Linked DNA regions of Homo sapiens: regions 2 and 3 are each linked to region 1. A link is a loop called in an ENCODE intact Hi-C map of the cell type or tissue named here. Cell type or tissue: OCI-LY7. All regions are shown on one strand. Links, peaks and the distances in the headings refer to the core of each region. The heading gives the core; the rest is flanking DNA.

What was found. A loop is a pair of places that touch in the nucleus more often than their neighbours do. Peaks named below come from ENCODE experiments on the same cell type or tissue, not always from the same donor. Only the 100,000 strongest peaks of a DNase experiment are listed, where the experiment ranks them.
Region 2: a loop joins it to region 1, with 3 times the contacts of the local background. A loop is called at or near these places in 1 of 110 quality-filtered maps.
Region 3: it touches region 1 in a loop (4-fold over the local background); 1 of 110 quality-filtered maps calls a loop at or near these places.

The regions. Positions count from the first base shown.
Region 1 is chrY:2,931,868-2,942,157 of GRCh38, reverse strand. ZFY (zinc finger protein Y-linked) reads right to left here and starts at 6,777. Exons shown (of 8, transcript NM_003411.4): 1 at 6,389-6,777. In OCI-LY7, for the core only: no CTCF peak of the experiment used is centred there; DNase peaks (open chromatin) are centred at 6,167, 6,287, 6,677 and 7,057; H3K4me3 peaks cover 2,500 bases; H3K27ac peaks cover 2,500 bases.
Region 2 is chrY:3,016,987-3,027,276 of GRCh38, reverse strand. The region is part of intron 1 of LINC00278 (long intergenic non-protein coding RNA 278); the gene reads right to left. Among named protein-coding and RNA genes, the nearest start is that of LINC00278, 19 kb to the right of the region's middle. In OCI-LY7, for the core only: no CTCF peak of the experiment used is centred there; no DNase peak of the experiment used is centred there; H3K27ac peaks cover 707 bases.
Region 3 is chrY:3,037,983-3,048,272 of GRCh38, reverse strand. All of the region lies in intron 1 of LINC00278 (long intergenic non-protein coding RNA 278), which reads right to left. Among named protein-coding and RNA genes, the nearest start is that of LINC00278, 40 kb to the right of the region's middle. In OCI-LY7, for the core only: no CTCF peak of the experiment used is centred there; a DNase peak (open chromatin) is centred at 6,322; H3K27ac peaks cover 2,129 bases.

The DNA of each region.
Region 1 (10,290 bases), core at 4,937-7,436:
ATAGTGACACCCCTATCTCTACAAAAAATACAAAAGTTAGGCTCAGGCACGGTGGCTTATACCTGTAATCCCAGCACTTTGGGAGGCTGACATAGCCTGGTCATTTGAGGCCAAGAGTTCAAGACTAGCCTTGCCAACATGGTGAAATGAATTGTGACCACTCCACCACACTCCAGCACAGGAAACAGAGATATACACACACACACACACACACACACACACAGTTTATATTGGCGGAGGGTGGGCAAGCGGGGAAGCTCAACCTCACTAAAAATATGATAAATGCAAAATTAAAACAACTGGGTATTATTCCATCTCCAAAACCCTGAAAGAAATTAAACTGTCAAATCTTTGGGGCCAGGTATGGTGGCTCATGCCTGAAATGCCAGCACTTCGTGAGGCCAAGATGGACAGCTCACCCGAAGTCAAGAGTTCAAGACCAGCCTGGCCAGCATGACAAAACCCTGCCTTTACTAAATAAATAAATAAATAAGCCAGGTGTGGTGGCACGTGCCTGTAGTCCCAGCTATTCCAGAGGCTGATGCACAAGAACTGCTTGAACCCAGGAGGCAAAGGCTGCAGTGAGCCAAGACTGCACCACTGTACTCCAGTCTGGGCAACAGAATGAGACTCTTCTCTCAAAAAAAAAAAAAAAAAATTTGGTAATGATATGGAGAAACAGTCTAATAGAAAACTTAGTATCAACTAGATACAACCAATGTGGAAAGAATTTGGTAATTCCAGTAAAGTTGACAATGCACATACACTTCAGATTACCAATTCCACTTAAACCCAAAAGAAGTTAATCATGTACAAAGATGTTACAGCCACATTGTTTCAAAATTGCAAAAGACTGGAAATCTAACTGGTTCCTAGTAATGAATAAACAGGCCACAGTACATTTATAAACTATAATAGAATATAAATAAATTCAGATTAATGATTTCCCAAACGTTTTCACCTTAGGACTCCTTTACAATTAAAAAATTTGAGAGTCCTCAAAGAGCTTTTGTTTAAGCAGGTTTTATTATCAATATATGCCATTTTAAAAGTTAATGCCTAGTAATTTTATGAAAAGTTTATGTTTATTCACTTACAACTAATAAACCATTAATATTAAAATAAATAACACTGTATTAAAAGCACTTTCCACAATACAAATTTTTTATGTTAATCTTTTTAATACCTGGCTTAAATAAAACAGGTGGATTCCTCTGCTTCTGCATTCAACTTTCTGAAACATCTGAAACTCATGAAAACTCTACCACACACTACATTCATGGGATAATAAGAGTAAAAAAGGTAAATAACTTCTCGGTAATTTTTTAAAAATTGTTGTCCTCTCACAGACATCTGAAAAGGTGTCAAAGATCCCCATGGGTTCCTAGACCAACTTTTGCTAACTAAAATATCAGATCCACAGGTAACATGAAAGAAACTCAAAAACTCACTGTTGAGTGATAAAAAATACACAAAATGACACATACTATAAGATACCTTTCTAAAGTTAAAACATATACAAGGAAACCAGTCTGGGGAAAAAGAAGCAGGATTGGGAAGCACTGAAGGCAACTCTTAAAAATGACCTGCAGAATTCCATTTCTTTAAATAGAAAAAGACATGAAACAAGTATGAAAGACTGTAACATTTGTTACAATCTGTTACAACAGGTTACAATCTGATACAACAGATTTGTACTTGCTTACTAAGGACAGAAGATTTTATAATTTACATGTTTAATATATTAACTATGTTAATTTTTTAAAGCCATTGACGTAGATTCCTTTGTGCCTCGCCTAGATTCAAATTCCTCTTTCAATAAAGCAGGATTTGGTTATAATCTAGTAACTCTCCTTTATTTCATTTTATAGCTAAATAAGAAAGCCGTATTTATGAAAATACTACGTTTAAAACAATTTAGTAAGAAAAAGAATGGGCTCTCAGTCAAGGTAGATTGTGAAAGCAATGGTGGAAACATGTTCCTGAGAATCCTGTTTTCATCTGCTGCCTTCAAAAAATGAACACTGTATGCCTTAACACTTACACAATTCAAGAACACTATTTGGCTCCTTAATTTCAATTGGAGGGCTATTCAACTCCATATAAATCTCTGCATTAAATTATTCAAATAATTTTTTTTGGAATAATGTTTACCTGCCAAATCATTCTGTTAGGGGAGCAAATCAAGATAAAAAACTATCTACTATAATTAAGGGCTTCGAAAGTTACGGATGAAAACAAAAAGTATAAACCTACATTTAGAATACAACAGATTAAATGTTAATTAAAGATATCTACACTGCTCTAAGTGACCGGGATGAAAGAAAGCCTGGTAAAACAGTAGTGTTTGGAAAAGAAAGAAAGCAAAATCAGGAATTATTTTAGGGACTGTAGAGTAAAAGAGGTTCACTGCACATTACTGGGTACCTACTATGTGCCAGATAAATTTGGTTTCAGCAATATTAAATATGGACTGTTAATAAGAGATCAGGATGGAGATGTTCAGTAGATAACTGTAAATGCTAGATGACAAATTTGATGAGTGAAAATAAGAGACAGTGATGCAGGGAAGAAGTTTGGAGAAAACAAGTAATTAATCTCAAGTTAAATTCCACATTTAGGTTAGGAAAACGACCAGAGCAGACAAAGAAAGCACAGAGAGTTTCTGAAATGCAGTACACTTTCATGTGACACACCAATTACCTGCTGTGGAACCGTTTCACACGTTGAGTAATACCAGATTTAGAAGCGGGAAGAATAGAAATAGAAGGACTAGTGAAACTAAAGAGAAAACAGATAAGGTTTTTGTAAAACGAGCATACCTATGAATATTTATAGGAAGGGGCAGGCAGAGAGCAGGGAAAAGGGTAAGCAGAGAAAATGGACGTTGAAAGCAGCACTTCTTCCATCGGCAAAAGAAAGTGTAGGAAGAAATAAAGAAAAAGCATGAAATGAATGAGATCAAACATATGTATCATATAGTCATCTATCTTTCTCAATTAAGTAATGAAGTAATATGCAGGGGTTGAAGAATTTAAGAATCTAAAAAGGTTTGCAATTGCCAGAATGCATAAATGCAACAATTCAAAGGATATCAATTAGTGACAATACAAATGTAAACAGAGTTATTTATTTATATATATATATATATATATATATATATATATATATATAAGCACTGTATGCTTTTTGAAAGAAAGTTAAGGGGCATCTATTTGAATATAAATACACATAAATTAAAAACTAACAACTCATTCATCCAAGATAATTGGCTACCAGAGGTCGGGCACCGTGGTTCACGCCTGTAATCCCAGCACTTTAGGAGGCCAAGGTGGATGGATCATCTGAGGTCAGGAGGTCGAGACCAGCCTGACCAACATGGCGAAACCCCATTTCTACGAAAACTAGAAAAATTACCTGGGTATGGTGGCACACACCTGTAGTCCCAGCTACTTGGAAGGCTGAGGCAGGAGAATCGCTTGAACCCAGGAGGCGGAGGTGGCAGTGAGCTGACAGCAACAATGCACACCAGTCAGGTGACAGAACAAGACTCCGTCTCAAAAAAAAGAAATTGGCTAGCAGATCATCAAGGTCTATCCTATCAGGCAAAAAAATATTTTATACTTAACAATTTCCTTATAAATCCTTTAAAACTATACACTTGCCTATGTTCTTTTTGCACATCCACTGCTGATGTACTGGAACATCTACAGCTGCTGTACTGTACAAGATACAGTTCTATCTTCTTTACAGCTCTTCAGCTGTCAAGATATAAGGCAACTACCTCTACAGTTTATGCTGACCCCTTAGCAAGTCGACAACTAGATTGCATTAAAAATTTGTTTTGACGGCCGGGCGCGGTGGCTCACGCCTGTAATCCCAGCACTTTGGTAGGCCGAGGCGGGTACATCACGAGGTTAGGAGATGGAGACCATCCTGGCTAACACCGTGAAATCCCGTTTCTACTAAAAAAAAAAAAAAAAAAAAAAAAAAAAAAAAAAAATTAGCCCGGCGTGGTGGCGGGCGCCTGTAGTCCCAGCTACTTGGAAGGCTGAGGCAGGAGAAAGGCGTGAACCCGGGAGGCGGAGCTTGCAGTGAGCCGAGATCGCGCCACTGCACTCCAGCCTGGGCGACAGAGCGAGACTCTGCCTCAAAAAAAAAAAAAAAATGTTGCTTTGACTACCTCCTGCAATATACTGCCAGACACTTTTGTAAAACAGCAATCTCTAGTTCCCTTCAGACTTCTTTGAATCATCAGCGTTGTGATCTGCTGCAGTCTGGGAAGACTCAAAACCTGCGTTTTATTTAGTAAAAGTCTAGGAAGCAAGTGCTGCTATACATGTTCTCTGAAACTACTGCATCTAGGACCCTCACATATAAAGTGAACAGCGAATTTTAAAGCTTGCTTACCTTCACCAAGAAGAAGGGCAAAGTTTCATAAAGCCACCTGAAGGCTACTGCATTTCTGAAAACTGCTTTTCTAAACATACCTCTCAAACTGATTTCCTGTACTTTTGTAATTTTCAACCACAGTAAATACAATTTTGCTTACAATTTTAAATAGGAGCAAAAGATTATTTGGTAAACTTTCGATGCAAAAACGAAGCAGCAGTCTAGTAGAGACTAATTCAAAAAATAGCCACATTCTTTTTTTTTTTTTTTTTTTTTTGAGACAGACTCTCACTCTTGTTCCCCAGGCTGGAGTGCAGTGGTACGATATCGACTCACTGCAACCTCCGCCTTCAAAGTACCTGGGATTACAGGCGCGCGCCGTCATGCCTTGCTAGTTTTTTTGTATTTTTAGTAGAGACGGGGTTTCGCTATGTCGGTCTCCAGCTGGTCTCGAGCTGGATTCGAACTCCTGACCTCGGGTGATCCGCGCACTTCGGCCTCCCAAAGTGGTGGGATTACAGGCGTGAGTCACCGCACCTGGCCAAAAAACAGCTACCTTCTTGATCATCCATCCAGTAACGAAAACACTTATCAATTTATACTAGCTCTCAATCCTTCTCAACCTTTAAACTTTTGTAACAGCTGCAGCCAGAGCTCAGCATAAACTGAGGTGTGCCACCAATGTATTTCAAAATCTACTTTTTACAGCCTAAATTTGAATCCCTTTCCTATCTATATTATCCACTCCAGCAAAACCGTAAATATTTGCATCTTCTACAGACATTTCATTCTTGTAATGACCTCTCCTACTCCCATTCCTCACCCTAGCTAAACCCCATCTACTTCAGGATTCCCAATTTTGCAAACTGAAACCTCGCCTTCCTGTGAAATGCCCGCAGCAAACTTTTTGCAGTCACGTTCTGCATTAAGAGCCTTTTAAATCTTTCTTAGCACCTAGCACTGTCCAACGCTCACATTACTGTGCTCCAATTTTCCAGCAAAGTTGTACAAAATGCTAACAAAAGTATTTTGAAGATGAAACTGTATAAGAAATTTCAAATAAAATCTCAATGTCATCATGGGTATATGAACCTACAAGTAATGCATGAATTGTCTTTCAAAAAGAAAAATACCTCTTCTGCCTATTTTCCATCTCTTACTCAAAAAAAGTACACGGACTAAAAAAAAGCTCGCTCGTTTAAATACAGCTCATCAAAAAAGTGTTTCCACATAAATGGGAAAAGTCGCCTTGGGGAAATTTTATTCCTCTGCCCTCGTGCTGTATAATTTGTACTGTACTGTCTATTGGACGAGTGCCTAATAACTTTTTCATAATAAATTCCAGTTCTATTTTGCAGATCCTCGAAGAGGCAATGATGGTTGAAAAATAAGCGCATCGAAGGTCCCCGAACAGCCACATAATGACTTTAATTAGGGGAAAATAAAATTTTCTGGAATTTATGTGCTCTCGTGAGCCTAGATGCCCGAATTGCCACCTGCTGAAACGGGTGGCTGTAGACTCTCGGAAGGGCACAGAGCCGGGAGCGCTGAGGGGCGAAATGACCCCGGCGCCCGAACGGACGCCTGCGGCATGTCACCTAAAGCGTAGCCGACACTGCACCCAGCCAAGGATGGGCTGTGAGGGGAAGGCCGAAAGGTGGCGCTGCCGCAGGCGTCTGGAACGTACGCGCGCATATGGCGACAAAGGCAAGGGCCGCCAAGGGAACGAGCACGCCCTGTTGCGCAGACACGCCGTCGCGCCGGAGGCTGCGCTGCCGCCGCCGCCGCCGTCCTTTTCCCCATCCCCGCCTCAAGGATCATAACCGAATTTTTTTTCCAGATACCGCCTTCAAGATGGCGGCTCCGCCTCCCGACAACACTCTCAATACTCCCCAGCAGCAGGCGCCTAGCAGCCGCCATCTTGCCCCCCCGTCCCTCCTCCCCTTCGCGGACATTTACATAGCGAAAATAGGCCCAGCAGGCCTCCGGCCTTCACCTCACGCCTGCAGCCTTCGCCTTCTCGCCCCCGTGCCGTGCCCTGCGTCCGCAGTGGTGTCGACCCCAGGTCCATCAACTGCCTTCCGGACAAACGGGCGAACTTTTCCCACCCTGCCCGCTTATGGAGCGCACCTCCGCAGCCGCTCAGGGCAACTGGATAATCACTAGGCCTAACTGCGGCCTCCTCGGGGCCTGTTCGGCGCCGAGCGCCACGCCGGCCGGCCTAGCGCGGGAGGGCGCCCTACGGGACGCCGACCAGGCCACAAACAGGTTACTGCGCGCGCACTAGGCCCCGCGGCCGCGGGGGCACGCGGGACTCACCCGACGGATGTGCGGGCGGTCGGCGACAGCGGCGGGTGCTGCAGGACGGCCTTTCTCTGGAGCACTGGGCCGGGCTCCGGCTGGTAGGGCGGGCGGAGGGAGGGAGGAGGGGCCGAGTTCGGAGCTGACAAAAAGCGGCCCAGCTCCCCGGCACGGGCCCGCCGTCAGCACGTCACGTCACCGCCCGGGAGAGAGACCCAGGAAAATGCGGGATGGTAGTTGGGCCCCCTCCGCCCGGTGGGCCTCTCGGCGCCCCGGGTCGGCGCCGGTCACGCCCCGAGTCCGGGGAGTCCAGTGACCTCACTGCGGTGGGGTCTCCGGCAGCTGGAGTTTCCGTCACAACGTTCCTTTTCTCCGCGCGCCCGCCGTCACCACTACTTGCGCACCACCGCCTTAGTTGGTTGCGTGCAGGCAAGCGGCCCCGCACCGGGCCAGGCCACCCCCTGCCATCTCCGGTGGACCTGGGATTCCTAATCTCCCACACCCTGCGCCAGGCTCTCCCGAGACCTATCGCCTCTCGGCGCCAGTCCTAGCCAAGGCGACAGATCTCATTGTTGCAGGCCCTTAGACCCCCGCCCTCAGTAAACGTGTTTACTTTATTCCTAGGGTTGAGGAGGAAAGCAGATACAGACATATAGCATTCCCCACTGTCTCCTTTGTTGGCTTTAAAAAAAAAAAAAAAGAAAGTAAATGGACTTGCCACAGTGTACAGGCAAGAGGAGGGGAGGATTATCCTAATCAATTACTGAGCCAATTGATTTTTTTTTTTGCGTTAACGTAGGTATTTTGACCAAGATTTGTAATGTCTAGTGTGTGTTCTTTATGGCAGTGTTTCATCTTTTGGCATCCTTGAAATGTCAGTTTTGTGTAATTGTCTCATGAACAATGAATTATGCACACCCTTTAATAAATGTAAACTAACAATTGGTTTTGGGATTGTCTTCTTACAAAATTATTTATCCTCTTAAAGTTTAAAAAGGCTTTAGAGACTGAGAGGAAAATGCATTTGATTAAACAGATAGTACTGATGAACTCCAAAAACGTGTATTGTGCGTTTTCATTACTTTACGTTTTAATGCACTCTAATTTCCCATTAAACTAGGTACCCAAACTGTGTTTAAAAGTTGCTACTAAAAAGTTAAACATGCCTATCGCGGTCGCTCACCTCTGAGCGCTTTGGGAGGACAAGGCTGGAGTATCGCTTGAGGCCAGCAGATACAGGCGGACAGCTGTGATCAAGCCACTGCACTGCAGCCTGTGGGCCAGAGCCGGTAATCTCTAAATGTAGAGGCCAGGTATTTCAGTTTTCTAGCATACCTATTTTTAAAACTCAGAAATCATCTTGTCCTTAACTGAGAAACCTAAAAATCATAAAATGCTTTACGAAAGGAAAACCAGTGGTACATAGTTGATATAATGAGTTAAGTGCTGGATAGCAATTCTCTTTTCAAACCATTGGTTTGACCTTGTTTTCTCAAGTCGTTACCTTTTGTTTCAAAAATGATAAATGAGAGGCGGCTCACCCCTGTAATTCCAAAACACTTTGGAAGGCTGAGATAAAATCAGCTTGTGCTCAACTGATAGTTGGAGACAAGCCTGGAAAATAGGGCGATCCATCTGTACAAAAAAATTGAAAAGTGCTGGGTGTGGTGGAACACGCCTGTAGTCCCAGCTATGGGAGGCTTAAGCCCATTTGTTTGGGCTATGATTGTGATACCACACTCCAGCCTTTATGACAGAGCAAGATCTTGTATTTAAATAAATAAAATCTTGTTTGAGAAATTTTCATCAAGTTAAGACAATGTATTTTGAGGAAAGAAAAGTATTTTTACATTATGTTTTTCAGTAAAAAAAACTAGCCTAATTTCATATGTAATTAACATAATTTCAAAATACTGATAACGTTCAAGTTTTTAGAGATGGTACCTGGCTCTGCCACGCAGGCTGGAGTGCAGTGGCACCTTCGTAGCTCACTCAGCCTTGAACTCTCTAGTTCAGTGTAACAGCCATGGCCTCCCAAAGCACTGGGATTACAGCTGTAAATCAAATATTTTCCAAAGGCCTTCATTTAATGTCCTTATGGTATGTCAAGAATGGGGTCTCATGTCAACTGTAAGCAACATGGTCAGAACACAAAAAACAAAGTAAACATTATTGTTAATACTTACATGCTTATCAAAAATCCTAGTATTATTATAAAAAATTACCAATATATAAAGCACTTCAGAAAGAACAGCTAAGGAATATAAAGGAAAAAAGATGTTTCCTAATCTGAAAGATCAGAGGTAGTTCAGATAAACTAAACAGCTTTTGACATTACTTTTCATTCATAATGTTAACTTTTGGTGAGAGACAAGGAAAGGATGGTCTAATTTTAGTTGTCATATAAGAAAAGTCTTTATTACAGTCCAAGAAAGATTATAAATGACTACAGATGAAGTCAACTATATTTACATCTTTTTACCTTCTCAAAGAAACACAACAGAGGGAAAATTTATATAGGGACAATGATGAGATAATATTTCAAAAGTATATTGTGAATACAAAATAACTGGCTGCAAAGCAAATAAACTTTTATTACTGATAAAATGTACCTGTTGTTCACAGTTGCTAATGTGTCTCAGCTTTGAAAGTAACTAACCAGCTCACAAAGATCGAGGTTTTAATAAAGTAGCTACAATTGCGTAAAGTAGCTACAATTGCATAAGCAAGACACAGTACAAGGTCTTTATATCTTTTTCCAAAAGAAGATGAAGCAGAAAAATAAAAAAAAGAATTTTACTTCCCATCACTAAGAAGGAATTTACAAAAAAAGATTATACTAGTTTTTGAGAAAACAGAGACACTTCAATAGTATAGAATTAATTCATACACCAAAATGTAAAAGCATGTTATCTAAAATGTCTCAAAAAGCTTTATGGAACCAAAATTTAAAGACATCGTATCTAAAACTTCTCAAAAAGTTTTATAGAACTAAGTGTATTAGGCTGCTATGGAGGCCATAAGAAAATACCACACTGAGTGGTTTAACCAAAAGAAAATTCATTTTCTCACAATTTCAGAGCCCCAAGTCCAAGATCAAAGTATTGACAAGTTTGATTTATTCCAAGGCCTTTCTACTTGGCTTTTAGTGATGGCAGCCTTATCACTATCTTCACCTGATCTTCGCTCTGTGTCTATGTCTGACTCTCTTGTAAGGACACTAGTCATATTGGATTAGAGTTCACCCATATGACCTCATTTTACCTTAATTACCTCTCTGCAAATGCAGGCACAGTTGGAGGTACTTGGAGTTATAATCTGGGGAAGGACACATTTCAGCCCAAAATACTCTACCCTCTGGTCGCTCAAAATGCATCTTATTTCTCACATGCAAAATACATCATTACTAGGGTGTGTCAAAAAACGTTGTGATCCAGTTTGAAGAGGCTTGTACTGGCTAATGATGAGTATCAAAATACCATTTTATTGCAATGCACTTAAACCCATTGGATATATCCAAAATCATGAATCCACAATAACATATTTCAAAAAATTATCACCTTTGAGGAATGGTAGAGAACCAACACTTGTGAGAAG
Region 2 (10,290 bases), core at 3,591-6,090, 86 kb before region 1:
GCAAAGATTTGGAACCAACACAAATGTCCATCAATGATAGACTGAATTAAGAAAACATGGCACACACACTCTGAAATACTATGCAGTCATTAAAAAGGATGAGTTCATGTCCTTTGCAGGGACATGGATGAAGCTGGAAACCATCATTCTCAGCAAACTATCACAAGGACAGAAAGCCAAACACCGCATGTTCTCACTCAAAGGTGGGAATTGAACAATGAGAACACTTGGACACAGGGCAGAGAACATCACACACTGGGGCCTGTCAAGGGTCGGAGGCTGGGGAAGGTACAGCATTAGGAGAAATACCTAACATAAATGATGAGTTCATGGGTACAACAAACCAACATGGCACACGTATACCTATGTATCAAACCTGCATGTTGTGCACATGTACCCTATAATAATAAATAAACAAATAAAAGATTTTAAAACTCCATATGATTCTACACAAGTAGTTACCATGTGACAATAAGCAGCAGAGTAGACCTCTAATGTCTGTAATTTTGGGGGTTAATTTCCTTTGTCACTTCTTAGTTTGTAAAACAAATGAGACATTAAGTATACACCATGCTTCATGTCATATTTTCCTATCATAAATACAGGAAAAATGGTATGAATTGTGATACAATATAATGAAATTATTTGTTTCATAGTTCTCAGAACATAGCCACATAAATAAATGCTGCCTTTCAAAGCAATCAAAAAAAGGAAAGAAAAATAATACAATTAAAATTCTTTATTAGAAAATATTATTTCAATACAAAATAAAATAGCAAAAATAGAAGAACAAAAGACATGAGAGAAGAGACACAATTTAAATTCAAAAACATATATACTTCAAGTAAAATAATGAAAAAAATATGTATCATGCAAATAGCAACCACAATAAAGATGAACTGGCTATAACTAATATAAGACAAAAAAAGGCATCTAAAACAAAAACATCATTATATATAACAGGGGAAATTGTTAAGAAATTAGAGAAGCCCAAAGAAAAATATAATAATTATAAACACGTATGCACTTAACACAGTACAAAAATAAATAAGGTAAAAATGCAAAATTTAAGACAGAACTATACAATTAAACAATAATAACGGGAGACTTCAAAACCACTCTTTCAATAACAGATAGGACCAACAAGAAAACAGAAGACTGGTACAACACTGTAAGTCAACTGTACTATATTGACACATATGCCATCCTAAAAAACAACTAAATATATATCCTTCGCATGTATACCTTAAGCATTCTCTGGTATAGATGACAGCTAGGCCACAAAGCAATCATAAGTAAGGTTAAATGGAAATAACATAACGTGAGTTCTCCAAACACAATGAAATGAAATCAGTAACGGGAAAAGTTGGGGGAAACTCACAAATATATAGAAATTTAAAACACAATCCAAAAGTTTGCAGGATTGACTTCCAAAAAGAAGTCAAAAGAGAAATCAGAAAGTACTTTGAAATAAATTAAAACAAACACAAAACATACCACAGATTCATGCAATGCAGCAAAAGTAATGATAAAAGATATAAATTTACACTTGTAACTGCCTTTTTAAGAAAGAAGAAAAAAATCAATTCAATTGAATTTACTACTATAAGATAGTGGGGGGAGAAGGAACAGAATAAACTAAAAGCATGCAGAAGAAAGGAAGTAATAAAAATTAGAGTGGAAATTGAGGAAATAGATAATGAAAAGCAATAAAGAAACCTAATGAAACCAAAAGCTGGTTCTTTCAAAAGAGGAACAAAATTGGTAAGCCATTAGCTAGTTTAACTAAAAAAAAGAGAACACTAAAATTACTAGAATCTGAAATAAAAGAAAAATAATTACTACTAACCTTACATAAGCGAATAATATGAACATTGTGGGTGTATCAAAAGTTTAGATTATTTAGATGAAGTGGATGAATTCTTAGAAACAAACTACTGAAACTAATTCAAGAATAAACAGGAATCTCACTAGACCTATAACAAGTGAGGACAGTGATTCAATGCCCACAAGAAAAATCCTAAGGTCAGAAAGTTTTATCCATGAATGTTACTGAATCTTCAATGAAGAACTAATATGAATTTGGCCAAGTGCAGCGGCTCACGCCTGTAATCCCAGACTTTGAGAGGCCTAGGCAGCAGATCACTTGAGGCCAGCAGTTTGAGACCAGCCTACCAACATGGTAAAACCCCATCTCTATTAAAAATACAAAAATTTGCCAGGCATGGTCATGAGCACCTTTAATCCCAGCTACTTAGGAGGCTGAGGCAGGAGAATTGCTTGAATCTAGGAGGTGAATATTGCCGGGAGCCGAGATCATGCCACTGCACTCCAGCATGGGCAACAGAGCAACACTCTGTAAATAATGATGATAATAATAACTTATTCATAAACTCTGCAAAAAGAAAAGAAACATTTTCCAATTCCTCTTATTTACCCTGATGTCAAAACCATACAAAAATATAAAAGGGGCTGGGCGCAGCGGCTCATGCCTGTAATCCCAGCACTTTGGGAGGCGAAGGTGGGCAGATCACGAGGTGAGGAGATCAAGACCATCCTGGCTAATACAGTGAAACCCCATCTCTACTAAAAAAAAAATACAACAAATTAGCCGGTCTTGGTGGCACATGCCTATAGTCCCAGTTATTTGGGAGGCTAAGGCAGGAAAATCGCTTGAACCCAGGAGGCAGAGAGGTTGCAGTGAGTCGAGATCGCGCCAGTGCACTCCAGCCTGGTGACAGAGGGAGACTCCATCTCAAAAAAAAAAAAAAAAAATGATAAGAAAACTACAGTACAGTGTGTTAACTATGGAATGAAAAACAAAAAAATTCAACAAAATATCAGCAAACTGAATGCAGCAACATACATATTAACCACCATGACAAACAGGGATTTATCTTGGGCAAGCAAGTTTGGCTAATCATTCAAAAAATATTAATGTTACACATCACATCAATAGAACAAAACACAAAAATCACATGATTATCTCAAGGATAGGAGAGAAAAAGATCTGATAAAGTCCAATAATATTTGTGATAAAAATATGAATGGAAGTAAACTTCTTCAAACTGATAAAAGACATCTGCAAAAACCCACAAGTAACATCACACTTAACAGTGAAAGCCTGCATACATTTCCAAAAGATAAAGAACAAGACAAGAATACTGCTTACACAGCTTCTATTTAACATTGTACTGTAAGTTTTAAAATGTATGAAAATTACCAAACATTATTAACAGACTCACAATTCTAGACTTCAAGAGTTACTTTCAATAAATTGGTAATCTGATTTTATAATTGATGTGAAATTACATGTAACACTACAGGAGGGGGAAGTAAGAAGACTCACAATTCTAGATTTCAAAAGTTACTGCAAGATTCAAGCAAGATGGACAAACAGAGGCAGTCAAGTGAAACAGCTGCCACTGAGGGACCAGGATTGTTGCAGAGTAGGTCACTAACAGCTGAACAGACAGGCCCCTGTAACAACTGTTTCAGCACTGAGTGGTTAAGCTAAATAATAAGAGCAAGTGCTCTTATCCAAAGCCTAGAATGTAACAAAAGCCCACTAAGAGTTTTGCCCAGGCTTTTCCTAGGCCTTGAAGCATGATAAGATAACAAAGGAATTCTTAATGGGACGAGTTTAGAATTAAACACGTTTTACTGTTGGTGTGAAGAAACTCCCTAGCCCTCCGTAAACAAGTTTTATTGGAGATCTGAAAGAACTCCCCAAGCCGCCATGATTTAGCGGGAGACAAGATAAGGGTAATCACCTCAGCACCCGGATCCATCTAGATTGAATAAATTTACTGAAGCTCCTGAGAAGGGTCTTCAAAGTTTGGACTTTAGTTACAGATTAGAAGAAATTAATCACTTATATCTTTAGATGAATGCACACTTACACAAACACATATACCTGAGAAGGTATATAAGCTCTGGAAAACTTAATTTTGAGTTGGTCTGGCAATATTTTCCAGGCCTCCTCTCTGTACCCAATTACAGAAATGAACTCCCTCCTTTCTCAGTTCATTTGTGTCTCTTTATTGGGCTGTGAGAATAAGCAGCCCAACACTTAGTTTGGTCTGGTACCAGGATGCCTGGCATACTCCTACCAGGTCTTCAGAGGGAGGCACTGAGAGTGCATGGAGGGAAAACACAGAAGCTGAGCTGAAGTGGGGAGGAAGCTGGGAACCAGCAAGGGATCTGAACCAGGCGGAGATAACTAAAATGACAGGAACAGAATTCCTAATAGAGACAGAGACCAAAATCATTGAGATGCAGGACTATGCATAACCCAATTAAAGGAAGCTAAGAACCACAAATAAATGATAACAGGAGCTGACAGACAAAATACTTAGCATAGAAAAAAACGTAACCAGCCTGATAGGGCTGAAAAACCTTTACAAGAATTTCATCATTCAACTGCACGTATTAACAGCAGAACTGGCCAAGATGAGAAAAGACTCTCAGTGCTTGAAGTGTATTTTTCTGAAATAAGACATTCAGAGAATAACAGAGAAAAAAAAGAAAGAAAGAAATTAATGAAACCTCTAAGAAATATGGGATTATGTAAAGAGACCAAATGTATGACACATTAGTGTCTCTGAAAGAGTCAAGCAGAGTGTAAGCAATTTGGAAAACCAAGCCAATGGAGAATCTAGAACAGGCAGGGACCAGTGCTCAACATTGGAGTCAAAGACATGCTGTCCCTCATTGGCTATGGGAAATGAGGCTACTAAGTCAACCTCCCTTGGCGTCAGTTTCATCATATGATACTGTACAGCTAATGCAGCCTTTGTAGGCTCTCAATGAAACATCTACATAAGTGCTTAGAGCACCTAGCATTTGAACACCTCAATCACAGAGTCAATGAACGCTAATAGGGAGAAACCCACAGGCAAAAACAGCATGGTAAGGCCTCATGGAGAGGAAACAAGCACAGGGTAAGACCCATGGCAGGGGCTGTCTAACACTGGAGTCCCAAACTCTGGAAGACCACCTTAGACTGAGAAGCTATGCAACAAACTAAGAAAATAAACTTTTATCTAAGGAATGCAAGCCTCCCATAGGTAGCACCCACATCCCACTTCCCACCTTAAGATAAGTAGTCATCTCTTGAAGCTGCTTGCTGTATAGATGCTACAAGTATTATGGCCACACGTTAGCTAAAAAACCATCAACCAATGCCACATATTGGACACTACAACCAACGAACTACAGCTTAACAATATGTAGCCAATTGCTAATCAATGCTATTTCTGTAATCCAATGACAATTCATAACAAACAACTTTGTTATAGGCCACTTGCTGTCCACTTTTTGCCTTTACGAATTTGTTTATCACATACCCATGTTAACAAAACTTTGGTGCTCCTATCTAAGTTTACTAGGTTCTGTGTTTTCCAGCAACTTTTCCACATCTTGTATCAAATAGACATTTTCAAAGTATGTTTCATCCCTCAGCTTTTTCCTTTAGTTTGATATTTAGAGTACAGTAAGCAGGGTTCAGAGTCCACTCCTCTGACCATCCAACACTCATCCAGGAGTCAGCACTGTGGACCCAACATCTAGGCAGGCAGAAGACCTTACATTCTTCTGCTAATGTAAGGGGTTAGTCCTCCACAATTCAAATCTCTGTACCCCTTGGTTGAGATCAAACTGTTTGAGCTGTTCTTTCCAACTCTCCCTTTGCAGAATTCATCTAGCCTATCTCTGGCCATGGGTAGGAGTTTCAAGTTTCAGGAGAAAAAAACAAAAACAGAAATCAAAACAGCCTTCTCTGCCTCAAGAACAGAAGCGCAGGTCACAGCAGGAAAACAACTCTACAGAGAACTGCCTTCTCTGCCATTGTCTTCAGGAAGAAATCTGTGTCAGGCTATTGGCAGTGTACCACCAATGGTTTCACTTCTTTTGGCCCAGAATTACATTGTGTGTATTTAAAATTGCAGCTGCGACCTACTGTTTGTAATGTGGACTTGCATTTTCATCTGTAACCAATTACTGATAGTTTCAAATCAAAAGGTACATGAAGATGAGTTCTCTCACTCCAGAGTTAAGAGACACTTGCTCCCTCCAAATCCAACTGGGTGCTCTAAGTGACTAGACGTATTACAGAGGTGTTTGGACAGCTGTCCATGATATGTAGCAGTCTCAGAGACCTTGCAAAAAAAGGACTTTCAGAGAGTTTCAGCATAGCCAGAAGGTGTATATTAGGATTGGTCACCTGGCAACTTAGCAACTCAGCCACTGCAAGGGGATGAGAAATTCCAAGATGTATAAGACAAATTAATGACTCTTGGGTAACACCTTGGCTGAGTGACTTGCATAAGCAGCACAGTTCAACCCCAAACACATTTCTGCCCTAGGTCACTTTCAAAAGGTTCCTAAATTATGGGAAATCAAGCTCTGTGCATTCTTTTTTTTTTTTTTTTTTTTTTTTTTTTTTTTGAGACGGAGTCTCGCTCTGTCACCCAGGCTGGAGTGCAGTGGCGCGATCTCCAATTACTGCAAGCTCCGCCTCCTGGGTTCACGCCATTCTCGTGCCTCAGCCTCCCCAGTAGCTGGGACTACAGGCGCCCGCCACCACACCCGGCTAATTTTTTTTTTTTTTTTGTATCTTTAGTTGAGATGGGGTTTCACTGTGTTAGCCAGGATGGTCTCAATCTCCTCACCTTGTGATCCGCCCTCCTTGGCCTCCCAAAGTGCTGGGATACAGGCATGAGCCACTGCACTCGGCCAGATCTGTGTATTCTTTTGATGGGCAATCTTCTTTTATAAAAGCAGCTGGTTTTATGTACAACAAAAACGGGGTGTCATCAATAATATCTGGAAAAATAAGCCCACGTAACCTGGGATGGTCATAAGCAGCTACAGCCTAAATGAAGGTCTTTTGAAATGCTCAAAGTAATTTATTTGCATGCGTGATTGGAAAAAGTTTGTTTTAAAACCAGAAAAAAAAATAAATGAGAGAGTTGGCCTTGATTTTTTGCAATGGGAAAGGACTGAACCTAACACCTGGAACCAGTGCTCCTTATAGTTAGGAGCAACATTTTCTACAAAATGATGGCCTGTGGTAAAAAAAAAAAATCTGCCTTCCAACAAACCAAATTAATGAGAAAATCTGTATATCTATACCAAGCCTAAGTGAAAAAATTAATGACAACAACTGAGCAGGGCTGAGTTCAAATTTACATTACCCTTAATTTAGGAAGATGCCTGTGAAGAAAACAAAAATGTTCCGTCTAAAATTGTGGTAAGAGTTATTAAGAAATTATTTTAGGCAGAGAGGAAAAAACGGGGTCCTTGGAAGATTTTTCGCAGCTCTTGTCTAGCATGAAAACCCTGGGTCTTAGACCTAGGCTGTCAACCTTTAATATGCAAATGCCAGCGTTAGAAACTGGGTTCACTCAACATGGCGATTCCCACCTTTGTCCTCTTGCTCTTTCCCCAACACGTGCCTGGCAGCATAGCCACCCCCACATATCTCCAGGTGTTTGGAACACGAGGGCACTCTGCATTTGCATATTTAAAAGGCTAGGGTGGCCAGTTTTCTCTCGGGCTACGTGAAAGACATGCCTGGTCAAACCAATACCCTGAGCCTTGTGCGAATCAGACACCGCCTCCTCCAGCCATCTAATTTAGCTGGCTAACATTACCTGAAAGCGGGGTTTCCTCTCTCAGCTTTGGATCCTCCTACCTCTCTCTCTCTACAAGGGAGCTGCTTCTTTTTTTCTTCCCCCTTCTTTCTTCCCTGTTAAACTCCCTACTCCTTAAAATCTGTCCACATGTGTCCGTGTTGTCTTACCTAATTCTAAGCAAGGCAAGAACCCTGGTGTTCCTCCACTCATCGGAGCTTTATCAAAATCCTAAAGAGTGCAGAGCTGGAGGAGGTTAAAAAGTAGGAAGATCTCCTAAAAACACAAAAAATGGCTAATTTTTTAGGGCGTGGTTGGGGGCACCTGTGATCCCAGCTACTCGGGAGGCTGAGGCAGGAGAATGGCGTGAACCCGGGAGGCGAAGCTTGCAGTGAGCCGAGATGGCGCCACTGCACTCCAGCCTGGGAGACAGACACAGCGAGACTCCGTCTCAAAAAATATGTAGGAGGATATTCTTCCACTCACTCTGCCTACCTGATAGTAGGACAGCAATTTACAAAGACAAGGTCTTACTGTCCTCTTGGCTGCCTTTCCCATCTAAAGATAGGCCTCTTAATGTTCCTTGTCAGCTCAGAGACAAAAGCATCGAGGATAGAGGGACAGATTTACTCTTCCCATAAACTTATCTTTCCACATTTTCAGGCCTTTTGGAGCCTAAAGGTGGTCTTTTCTTTGTCTTGTCACTATATAGGCTATAAGTTTTATTTTGTTTTTAGAAACTTCCCATTTAAGTCCTCCAGAACATTTTTATGTTCAAACTGCATGCTTAACTTCCCTACAGGATTTATAAAAGGCACTCCACCCTTTCCCCTGACCTTTTGCAGTTCCTTGGAGATGTAAATCTTATGTCTGGGAGATGTTATATCCAGAGATATATCCAAATGTTATATCCAAGCAGCCAAGCAACATTTCAGCTAAGATCCGGTTTGAGGCAGAGTTAAAGTTCTTTAGATCAACCACAAAATTCCTTTCCCCAGTGCATACTGCTAGCTTAGGAGCAAAACATTTCTGTTAGAACTACTTATTCTGATTTGAACTATTTATTTTGGATTATTTATGTAACTCTTGATTTTGAGGGGGTATCGTGTGTTATGCTTGCCATCTACATGAACACCTTTTCTTTTCATTTTACCTACTGTCTCTTTTAACCTTCCATCTGTATGGCACCAGAAATGCTGGGCATTTGTATGTACATGATCAGCTTAGAAGCTGAAACCCTGCAAGAAAATTGCCAGATAGTTGTGGGTTTCAACTATTGGCAGCTAGTGAAAGTTTCCTTTAAGTAGTCTGTGGTAGGGGTATAGATCTTGGAAAGGCTGCAAAATTTTTGCTTCCTCTTTGATGCTATAAAGGGCTTTTGGGTTTTGGCCTCATGTATGTTTATTCGTGTTGCTTTTGAGTCATTTTTTTCATTAATATCTTTGATTTAAAATTCTCCTTTATATTTAGAATGTAATAGGAAACTTTTATTGTTATTTGTTTACACCGTTTCTTGTAAGTTATTTGGAAACATATACCCAGAAAGAAGAAAATATTTCATTAAAACATTTCAACTACCAGCACCTTTTAAAAGTAATCATCCTAGACCTGTAACAAACAAATTTGGCTCCATCTCCAAAATCTTTCTTGCTGTAAACTTGAGAAACAAAAAGCCAACAAATAGGAATGTTTGGTACTTGCTCAACGAAAATCTGATAAAAAGACTTTTCATGAAGTCTATTTAAAAAGAAAAAAAAATGCTGGGCGCAGTGGCTCACGCCTGTAATCCCAGCACTTGGAAAGTTCCAGGAGGATTACCTGAGGTCAGGAGTTTTAGACCAGCCTGGCCAACATGGTGAAAAACCGTCTCTACTAAAACTATGAAAATTAGCCAGGTTTGCTGGTGGGCACCTGTAATCCTAGCTACTCGGGAGGCTGAGGCAGGAGAATGGGTTGAACCTGGGACACAGAGATTGCAGTGAGCCGAGATTGCACCGTTGCCCTCCAGCCTGGGTGACAAGAGTAAGACTTCATCTCAAAACAGACAAAAAAAGAGCTCTATAGTCAAAAGTCAACTTAAAAATTGATAGTTAGGCCCAGTTTGGTGGCTCATGTCTATAACCCAGCACTTTGGGAGGCCAAGGCAGGTAGATCCCTTGAGATTAAAAGTTGAAGATCAGCCTGACAAAAATGGCAAAACCCCACCTCTAGTAAAAAATACAAAAATTAGTTGAGCATGATGGCTCATCCCTGTACTCATCCCAGCTACTCAGGAGGCTGAGGCAGGATAATCGCTTGAGCCCAAGAGGCAAGGCTACAGTGAGACAAGATCACACCACTGCGCTCCAGCCTGGGCGATGGAGTAAAACTCCACCTCAAAAACAAATGAACAAAAAGTTAATATTTAGGCTATATATGTTTATTTGTGTGAGGCCTCTATTCTCTCAATAATAGCTACTCCATCTACTGAATTTCTCTGTTCTTAAAATCCCTGCCAACTATATGTGTTCCCTCTGTTTCTCCTCTTATTGACAAAATTTTTGCCAAGGATAATATAACACTTCATTGACCTTTTGAAAAACACAATCTCCTTCATGCTAAAAAAAAAAAAACTCTCAAAAAACTAGGTATTGATGGAATGTATCTCAAAATAATA
Region 3 (10,290 bases), core at 4,787-7,286, 110 kb before region 1:
CTATACATCTGACAGAGGTGTAATATCCAGAATCTACAAGGAACTCAAACAAATTTACAAGGAAAAAAAAAAACCCCGTTAAAAAGTGGGCAAAGGACCTGAACAGACACACTTCTCAAAAGAAGACATTTATGTGGTCAACAAGCATATGAAGAAAAGCTCAACATCACTGATCATTAGAGAAATGCAAATCAAAACCACAGTGAGATACCATCTTACACCAGTCAGAATGGTGATTCTTAAAATGTCAATAAACAACAGATGCTGGTGAGGTTGTGGAGGAATAGGAACACTTTTACACTGTTGGTGAGAATGTAAATTAGTTCAACCAGTGTGGAAGGTGGTGTGGAAATTCCTTAAGGATCTAGAACCACAAATACTATTTGACCCAGGAATCCCATTACTGGCTATATACCCAAAGGAATATAAATGATTATATTCAAAAGATACATGCACACATATGCTCATTGCAACACTATTCACAACAGCAAAGATATGGAATCAACCTAAATGCCCATTAATGATAGGCTGGATAAAGAAAATGTAGGAAATATACACCAGTGAATACTATGCAGCCATAAAAAAGAATGAGATCATGTCCTTTGCAGAAACATGGATGGAGCTGGAAGCTGTTATCCACAGCAAACTAACACAGGAACAGAAAACCAAACACCACATGTTTTCACTTATAAGTAGGAGCTGAACAATGAGAACACGTGGACACAGGGAGGGGAACAACACACACTGGGGCTTGTCAGGGGTTGAGTTGGGGAGAGGAAGAGCATTAGGAAAAATAGTTAATGCATTCTGGGCCTAATACCACTAGGTTATGGGTTGATAGGTGCAGCAAATCACTGTGGTACACATTTACCTATGTAACAAATCTGCACATCCTGCACATGCACCCTGGAACTTAAAATTAAAATTAAAAATGTGAAAGAATAAAAAGGACATATATAATGGCTCACACCTGCAATTCCTGCACTTTGGGAGGCTGAGGCAGAATTGCTGGTCCCAAGAAGTTTGAGACCAGCCTGGGCAACAGAGTGACTCCTGTCTCTACAAAATAATTAGCTGGCATGCACTTGCGCCTCAAGTACTTTGAGAGGCTGAAGTGAGAGGATTGTTTGAGTCCAGGCTGGAGTGAGCTATGATCTGGCCACTGCATGCCAGCATGGGTGACAAAGAGAGATCGCATTCCCCTCTCCTACCAAAAAGAAAGAAAGAAGGAAAGAAGGAAAAGAAAGAAAGAAAGAAGGAAAGAAAGGAAGGAAGGAAGGAAGGAAGGAAGGAAGGAAGGAAGGAAGAAAGAGAAAGAGAGAAAGACAAAGAGAAACAGAGACAGACAGAAAGAGAGAGAGAGTAAGAAATAGAGAAAAGGAAAGAAAAGAAAGCAAGAAAGAAAGAGAAAAGAAAGAGAGAAGGAAGGAAGGGAGGGAGGGAGGGAAGAAGGGAAGCAGAAAAGCAACACAATCTTTTGAGTTCTGTAATCTCAACTTGAGGTTTTCAAATACTGCAAAATTAAGTTCCTCCTTTTCTATTGGAGCCCAGATGTAGAAAGTACCCCACTCATCTTCTAAGATAAGAGCAAAAGTATTTTATCACCTACCTTATTTTGCATTAAGTATCACCCCTGAAAAAAACAACAAAAAATAAACAACTTTCACAGTCAGTTAACTCATTTTCTTTGGGGCATGAGAAGATGTATAGGTGCATTGCTGCACATGTCACCAACTGAAACTATGGACAAAATCATGGGCAGAAATGACAAGTACTATCTGACCTGTGCATATTAATTATGCACCAGGAAAGGATGCAGAGAATAGGTGCCATGGGCAGCAGTTCTTTTTAGGTCTTGAATCTCTTTGGGAATCTGAAACAAGCTATCCATCTCCTCCCTGGAAAAAATGTGCATATATGTATATCCAAGATGCTGCCTCATAAATAGGCAAAATGCTACCAGTCTGGAAGCTCCAGTTTCAGGGACCCTGTTCCCAAGGTTGCTAGTACAGGGGAAGAGCCACCAGGTAAATAAGTGCAGCTCATGCAGATGGGTTGGTTTCAGCAGAGTGGGTTGAAGGTACAACAGGAGAAGAAGTCCCCGTCAAACCTCCTCCCTGGGGATGGAAGGAGTGGAGGATGCTTGAGCCATGATGGGCCAGTCCCAGATGGACTGGGACCTGCCCTAGCCCCATCCAGGTGGGGTGAGAATGGGTTTGGCAAAACGAAGCCTCCTGAAAAATGTGTGAGCCACCCTGATAAGCCACCACCGGGAATGTGAGGCAGGGCTTGTCATCAGCAGATCTGCTTTGTCAAAAGAGGCTGCAGGGAATAGCACGGAGAGAGACCGATGTGTGGGCAGAAGGGAGACTGCTGTCTGAGCAGGGCAGGAAAAAGGGGGCCTGAGTGAGCACTGGCCCAGGACAGTCCTTCTTGACTCTGCCAGGAGCTTACTGCCCAGGAACTTGGCCATCATCTCAGCTACCACCATCACAAGAGGGACTGTGGTGAAAGTGCTCACTTTATAACAATTTCTGCCCATTTCTGTGACCTTAATGGTTTCCCAGCTACGTGGCATCAAGAAGACATGGAATGTGATGTCTTCTGCCCTACACATGGGTGTGTCAAATGAATGTTTGGGGCAGTCCAAGTGTTACTAGGCTGGACTCAAAACATCCTCAGGATAGAAGAAGCCACTCATAAAATAATGGGAACTGGTGCAGGAACTCTGTCATTTAGCACAATATTGAGTCACAAGAATTGTTTTCTTAACTCCTCAGATCAGGAGTGTGAGAAACAACTCCCGTCAAAATATCTGGGGGCCAGACCCATCATTAGTCCCATAAGAAAGCCCCAACCCCAACTCTGGCCAGCCCAAACAAAATGCCAAGGAACTTCTTCTTACAGTTCAGGGACATAAACGGAAGATATTTTTGAGAGACTATATTTGCCTCATTTTAACTAAAAGAAATTTGAGGACAAAGAGAGTAAGGGGCTTTCCCTGCAGTGCACAGCTTGTTCCTCACTGACTACAGGGTCTGACTCCTGATTCAGGCAGTTATGAGAAACTTCCCCTTCTCTTAAAAACAAATTATACACCAGAAGTAGTTTCGCACAAGTGGGCCAAACTGATTTCTGACAAAAGCAATTCAATGGAGAAAGGTACTGGAGCAAATGAGCATAGATATCACAAGTAAAAGGAAAAGAAAATCTCTACCTAAATATCACACCTCACATTAAAAAAATCTTAAATCATGGACTCAAATGTGGACTACAAAATCATAAAACCTGTAGAAAAAGAAGATAGAAGATATTCTTGCAAATTTACAGATATACAGGGATATTTTTATTTGAGACCAAAGCATGAGCCATAAAGGAAAAAAAAATCAATAAAGTGAAACATAGCAAAATCAAAAACTTTGTCTCTGCAAAAGACCTTATTAAGAAGATGAAGAGATAAGATACAGACTAGGAGTATAGCTTCGCAAGCCTAATATACAACTATTAACCAAAGTATATAAAGAACTGCCAAAACTCAACAGTTTTAAAACTAAATCCAATTCAAAAATTGGAAAAAGCCATTAAAAACATATTTAATCAAAGGCATATATAAATGGCAAAAAATGTGAAAAGATGTTACAAAAAAATGAAATAGAAAAAGCTAAAACAAAAAAACACAAAAAAAAGAAATGTAACAATATTCAGCCTCATTAACCAAGAAAGAAATGCAAATTACAGCCATAATAACATTATTACAACAATAACTAAAATAAAAAATAGTAACAAGACCAAATGTTGCTGACAATGCAGAGGAAATAAGTATTAATCATTGCCAGGGGGAATGAATAATGGTAGAGCCACACTAAAGTATAATATACTTTGGCAATTTCTTGTCAAACTAAGCATATAACTACCATACTACCCAGCAGTCATATGTATTTTGGTGCATTTATGCCATAGAAATGAGAACATATTTTAACACAAAAAATATTTGTTCAAGAATGCTCACAGCACCTTTATTAATAATAGCAGAACAATTTAAACAACCTAAATATCTATCAAAGTGAGTAGCTAAACAACAGGTACATGTAAACAATGGAATACTAATTAGCAATAAAAAGGAGCAAGTTAGTAAATCACACAACATGAATGAATCTTCAGGGAATTATACTAAGTGAATAAAGTCAATTATATGCATACTATGTAGATTCCCATCATACAAAATTCTAAAAATGAAATAACTATAAAAATGATGAACTAGATAGTGGCTACTAGGAGTTAGGAAGTTGCAATTGGAATGACAGTGGATGTAACCTTAAAAAGGCAACATAAAGGATATCTGTGGTGATAGAACTGGTTCATACTTTGTATCAATGTCTGTATGCTGGTTTTGACATGATACTGTACTTCTGCAAGAAGTTACCATTGAAGAAAACTGGATAAAGTGTAGATTGTCTCTCTGTATCACTTCTTATATCAGCATGTAAACACATAGCCATCTCAAATTCAAAGGTCTGACAACCAAAAAAAGTACACAAGAACAAAAAAAAGCACTTCTAATTATTTTTAATTGTGGCAAAATATGCATAACAAAATATACAACTTCCATTTTTTTTTCTAGAGACAGGGTCTTCATTCTGTTCCTCAGGCTGGAGTGCAGTGGTTCAGTCATCACTGACTGCAACCTCAAAGTCCTGGACACAAATGATCCTCCCACCTCAGCCTGTCAAGTAGCAAGGAACACAGCTATGCATCATCACATCCAACTAATTTTTTTTTTGAGACAGGATCTCACTATGTGGTCTAGGCTAATTTTGAAATGTTACAATTCATTGGCATTAAATATATTAACAGTGTAATGTAACCAACTATTTTTAAAAGTTTCACATACCAAACTAAAGCTTTTTATGCATTAAGAAATAATTCCTCCATCCTTACTCTCAAACCATGGTAATCTCTACTCCACTTTCTGTCTCTATAAATTTTACTTCCCAGTATGTGAGATCAAGCAGAGAATATTGCCATAAGCACACAAATTCCAGTTCTTCTTGCTCTCATGGGCCCACCGTTCTGGCAAAAATTTCTGGATCCTCAAGTACCTGGATGGCCATTACCACCCGCACTGAGTCTCTTAACTGTGAGCACTGAAATGTATGCAGTGCCAAAAAAGTCAAGTGCATTCTTGTCGTAGCCCATGTGCACTGGGCAAAGTCCATCCTGAGTGTGAGTGCTGACCGAGATTCAGTTCCTTCAGAGAACATACTTTGTGCCCTTTGCAAACGTTCCTCTAATCTTTACATCACCACTAGGAAGACTGCAGAATCAGCCTTCTGCAAAACTAAAAATTGTACATACTCAAGTCCCTGATATAAAATGCTATAGTATTCCCATGTAACCTATGCACTTTACATGCATATTTAAATCATCTCTAGACTATGTACAATATCTAATACAGTATAAATATGATATCATAATTGTTATACTGTATTGGTTTTAAAATTTGTATTATTTTCTATAGTTGTGAGAGTTTTTAAATATATTCAATCCACAGCTAGTCGAATCAGATGCAGAACCTGAGACTAAAGAAGACCAACTATACATACAAATACAAATCTAACGCTCCCCAGACTAATTTACATACAGCTAGGATGGAAAAGCAGCAGGTTAGGATGCTTTATTTACATGCACACATCCTAAATTAATACAAAAATGTGAACAACTCTGTGGTACCACCTCAGGATTTTATCTGATTACTACTGGTAAATACTATGATATGGGTCTACCATTCCTTTCCTCCCTGCCAAAAACTCCAAATTTTAAAACAATATAAATAGTTGTATACAATTCAGTCAATGACGATAATGACAAATTTACAGCTCCAATGCAGGCAAAAACAACATAATCAGAATAATGAGAGAATTCTAAAACATATTCCAGAATGATGGAAGGGGTAGGAGACAGTTTTGTTTGAAGGGATGGACACTTTAAACATACTGAAGAGCAGTTGCTGAGAGTCAACAGACCACTGTGTGCTCAGTATGAACACCAAATAAGGCAAATTTGAATGGATAGTGGAACCAACCAAAACTAAAAGGATAAGTGAAACTTAACTTGCAGGTGCAGCCAGCCCAACAACAACAACAACAACAAAAACAAGAAATCTAACTCTAATCTAGCTTATAGTCCATGGTTAGAAATGCCACTGAACAGAAGAAAGGTAACAGAGATGTCAGCCATATGACTGCTGATGGGCCAATTCTTTGAGTCTCTGAAATCTCAGCATCAAGACCAACCTCGAAATAGCAATGACACCTGTGATTTCAAGACTATAATGTTCCAGTTCATTTGCTTTGGATAATACTTACAGGTATTTTAGAAATTCTGTATTATTAACGTTGATTGGAGATGATGCAACATTGCCTTACAACAGAATTTCATAGCAATAGTTACTTTAAAAATCACCCTTATAGGCCAGGAGCAGTGGCTCACACCTGTCATCACAGCACTTTAAGTGACCAAGATGGGAGGATCGCTTGAGGTCAGGAGTTCAAGACTAGCCTGGCCAACATGGTGAAACCTTGTCTCTTCTAAAAATACAAAAATTAGCTGGGCATGGTGGCACCACCTGTAATCCCAGTTATTCAGGAAGCTAGGGCAGAAGAATCACTTGAACCCAGGAGGCAGAAGTTGTAATGAGCCCATATCGTCCCCTGCACTCCAGCCTGGGTGATGGAGTAACACTCCACCTCAAAAAAAAAAAAATCACTCCAATAGTATCCACTTATTCTTGAATAGAAATAGTGTGCTACAATTTTCATTTTCTCTAGCATCTTCTTCTTCTTGTTTCTGAGTTTTCACTTTGGTTCTATCTTTCATTTAGTATTAGACCATATTTTAATTTTTACTTCCAAAAACCACCCATCATGAGGAGAAAAAAAAAGGTGATTAGAATGTTTTTTCCAAAACCAAATAATTAATAGAATAACCATATGTAAAATTTGAAGAAAGAGGAAAGAAACACGAAACACAGCTTGGCAGTCAAAGACAGGTTTTCTTTTCTTTCTTTTTTTTTTTTTTTTGTTAATAACATATTATTTATTTACCAAGAAGAGAGCAGTCTCATTAATGTTATCAAGGAACTATATCCTTCAGCACTTTTGCTTATCGCCTCTTGCCTGCAAGATGGCTGCCCCTCCAGGTATCAAGACTACATTCAAATTTAGAAAACAAATAACTGGTGTGTGTGTGAGTGTGTGCTTTCTTCGCATAAGACTTTGTCTTTTTATCCAGTTAGCTTCTCAGAATCCCCACTAGCCAGAACTGTGTCACATAGTCATTCCAGTTGTCAGGGAGGCTCAGAAAGCAGGTATCAAACTCTCTGGCCACTATTCTATAGTGAAAGCTAGCATGGAATAAGAGATTTGGATCACATGACAGCTGCAGAGGTGTGCTGCGAAGATCTCCCTTTAAGAGAGAAATTCACTGTTGAGCTGCAAGGAGTATAGTTGGCCGACAGCCTCTAGCTGCAGCATCTTCTAGATATGCCATATTTTTGATCTGAGGCCCATCTCTTCCTGGGTAGCCCCCAGGCCAATATCGTACAAGCTGGGAGTGCTCGGGTGTGGCCCTGTCTGCCCAGCATGAGACTCCTCTAATGAGTAGTCTTTGTTCCAGAGCTCCTTGTTGCATTGGCAGAGACTTATGCAGATCCACAGCATGGTCTGAAGCTCCTGTTGCCCAGTTCTGCTTCTCTTTCTTTCCTTTCACAAGTGTCTAATCTGCATGGAGGTGTGAAGAATTTTGTTGCCCAGTCCTGTTTCCTCTACCTTCTTCTGTCACAGCCATTAGCCCCCAATAAATTTCTTGTACTCCTAATTCCATCACAGTATCTGCTTCCTAGAGGGGCTGAACTAACAGCAACGGGCAACATCAACATGTTAGTTACCTGTAACACAGAAATCAAACAATAGCTGTGCTAAGAGAATATAAGATCAGAAGATCAGGTGCAGGCCTTCTGGTCCTATATTGTCTCAGCACAAGTATTGTCTGATTACAAGCTCATGTTTGTAATCCCAGCACAAACTGGGATTTAGGAGGCAGAGGTGGGAGGATCACTTGAAGCCAGGAGTGTGAGACCATCCTGGGCAAAATAATGAGATTCTATCTCTGCAAAAAATTGCTAAAAAAGAAAAATTAGCCAGTCATGGTGGTGCCCCATGACTGTAGTCCCAGCTACTTGGGAGGCTGAGGCAGGAGGGTCACTTTAGCCCAGGAGGTTAAGGCTGCAGTGAATTGTGATCGTGCACTGCACTCCAGCCTGGGCAACAGAGCAAGACCCAAAGACAGGTTTTCTTTAGTTAAAACCTGAGAGGTGCCCCTGGCCAATTTCAATCAGCAGCCCTTTCTGTTACACACTAAGGGTATATATTGGTTTTAGGGTGGGGGAGCTTAGAAGCTTGGAATGTTTATGTGTGTGGAGAAGTTTATGGTGGGGTTGGAATCTCTCTGGGAGGAGGGGAGGTTTTCTTGGGGCAGACATCTTACCAGCCCAGAGGGGTTTAACTCGAGGCTGGCATCTTCCTGGATGGAGGAGGCTTACGTAGGGGCTAACATGTCTCTGGATGGGGAGGAGTTTGGAATGTTTCTGGTTGGAGATGTTATTTGTGGTTTATGGTCATGTTGACCTTAGCTATAAGGCTGATGCCCTTTGGATTTAGATGGTTTTTTATTAAGATGAACTTTAGAATGAGAGGTTTGTCCATGATGGCAATGCTCCTGCTCTGTCACCATAAAAGTTAATATAAATTGCATAATAAATACGTATTTATTTATTTATTAAATAACATAATTTAGTGTAAAGCTGCCTTGTGATGAAGTAGGAATAAAAATGCTTCTTTTAAAAGAACTTTACCTTTAATTTTTGTGGGTGCATAGTAGATATATATATTTATGGAGTACATGAGACGGTTTGATGCAGGCATGCAAAGCATAATTATCAAATCAGGATAAATGGAGTATTCATTACTTAAAGCATTTATCCATTTGTTAAGAACAATTCAATTACACTCTTGGTTGTTGCAAAATGTATGATTAAATTATTTTTGACTATAGTCACCTTGTGTTAGCAAGCTCTAGGTCTTATTCATTCTTTCTAAATTTTTTAATCAATTAATCATCCACAACTCCCCACCACACAAGCTCTCTACTACCCCTCCCAGCCTCTGGTAACCATCATTTTACTCCCTCCATGAGTTGAATTGTTTTGATTGTTAGCTCCCACAAATGAATAAGAACATATAAATTTTGCCTTTCTGTGCCTGGCTTATTTCACTTAACAGAATGATCTCCAGTTCCATTGACTTTAGTGCAAATGACTGGATCTCATTCTCTTTAATAGCTGAATAATATTCCACTGTGTATATGTACCAGCTTTTCTTTATTCATTCATTTGCTGATGAACTCTTAGGTTGCTTCCAAATCTTGGCCATTGTAATAGTGCTGTGAAAAACATACGGATGCAGGGATGCAGATACTCTTCAATATACTGATTTCCATTCTTTGGGTATATACCCAGCAGTAGGATTGCTGTAGTATATGGTGCTCTATTTTTAGGTTTCTGAGAAACCTCCAAAGTGTTCTCCATAGTGGATGCACTAACTTACATTCCCACCAACAGTGTACAAGGATTCTCTTTTCTACACATCCTTGCCAGTGTTTGTTATTGCCTGTCTTTTGGATATATTTTAACCAGGGCGAGATGATATCTTACTGTAGTTTTGATTTGTATTTCTCTGGTGATCAATCATGTTGAGCACCTTTTCATATGCCTGTTGCTTGCCATTTTTTTCACTTTTATTTTAGCTTTATGGGTCCAAGTATAGGTTTGTTAAATAGGTAAATTGGGTGTTTCAGTGTTTTGGTGTACAGATTTTTTCATCATTTAGGTAATCAGTGTAGGAACCAATAGACAGTTTTTTACCGTCACTCTCCTCTCACCCTGCATTCTGAAGTAGGCCCCAGTGTCTGTGTATCTTATGCTGTCCTGGAGATTTCAATATATAACCAAGAGTGAGAACCATTTTGTACCCAAAGCTAGCAGAAATGTGACTTTGGAGGTGCTGAAGTTAAAAAAAACGGGTGCTAGAAACTAATACTAGACAGTTGGGGTGGGTCACACCTATAATCCCAGCACTTTCAGAGTCTGAGGCAGATGGATCACTTGAAGTCAGGAGTTCAAAAACCAGCCTGGCCAACATGTAAAACACCATATCTACTAAAAATACAAAAAAA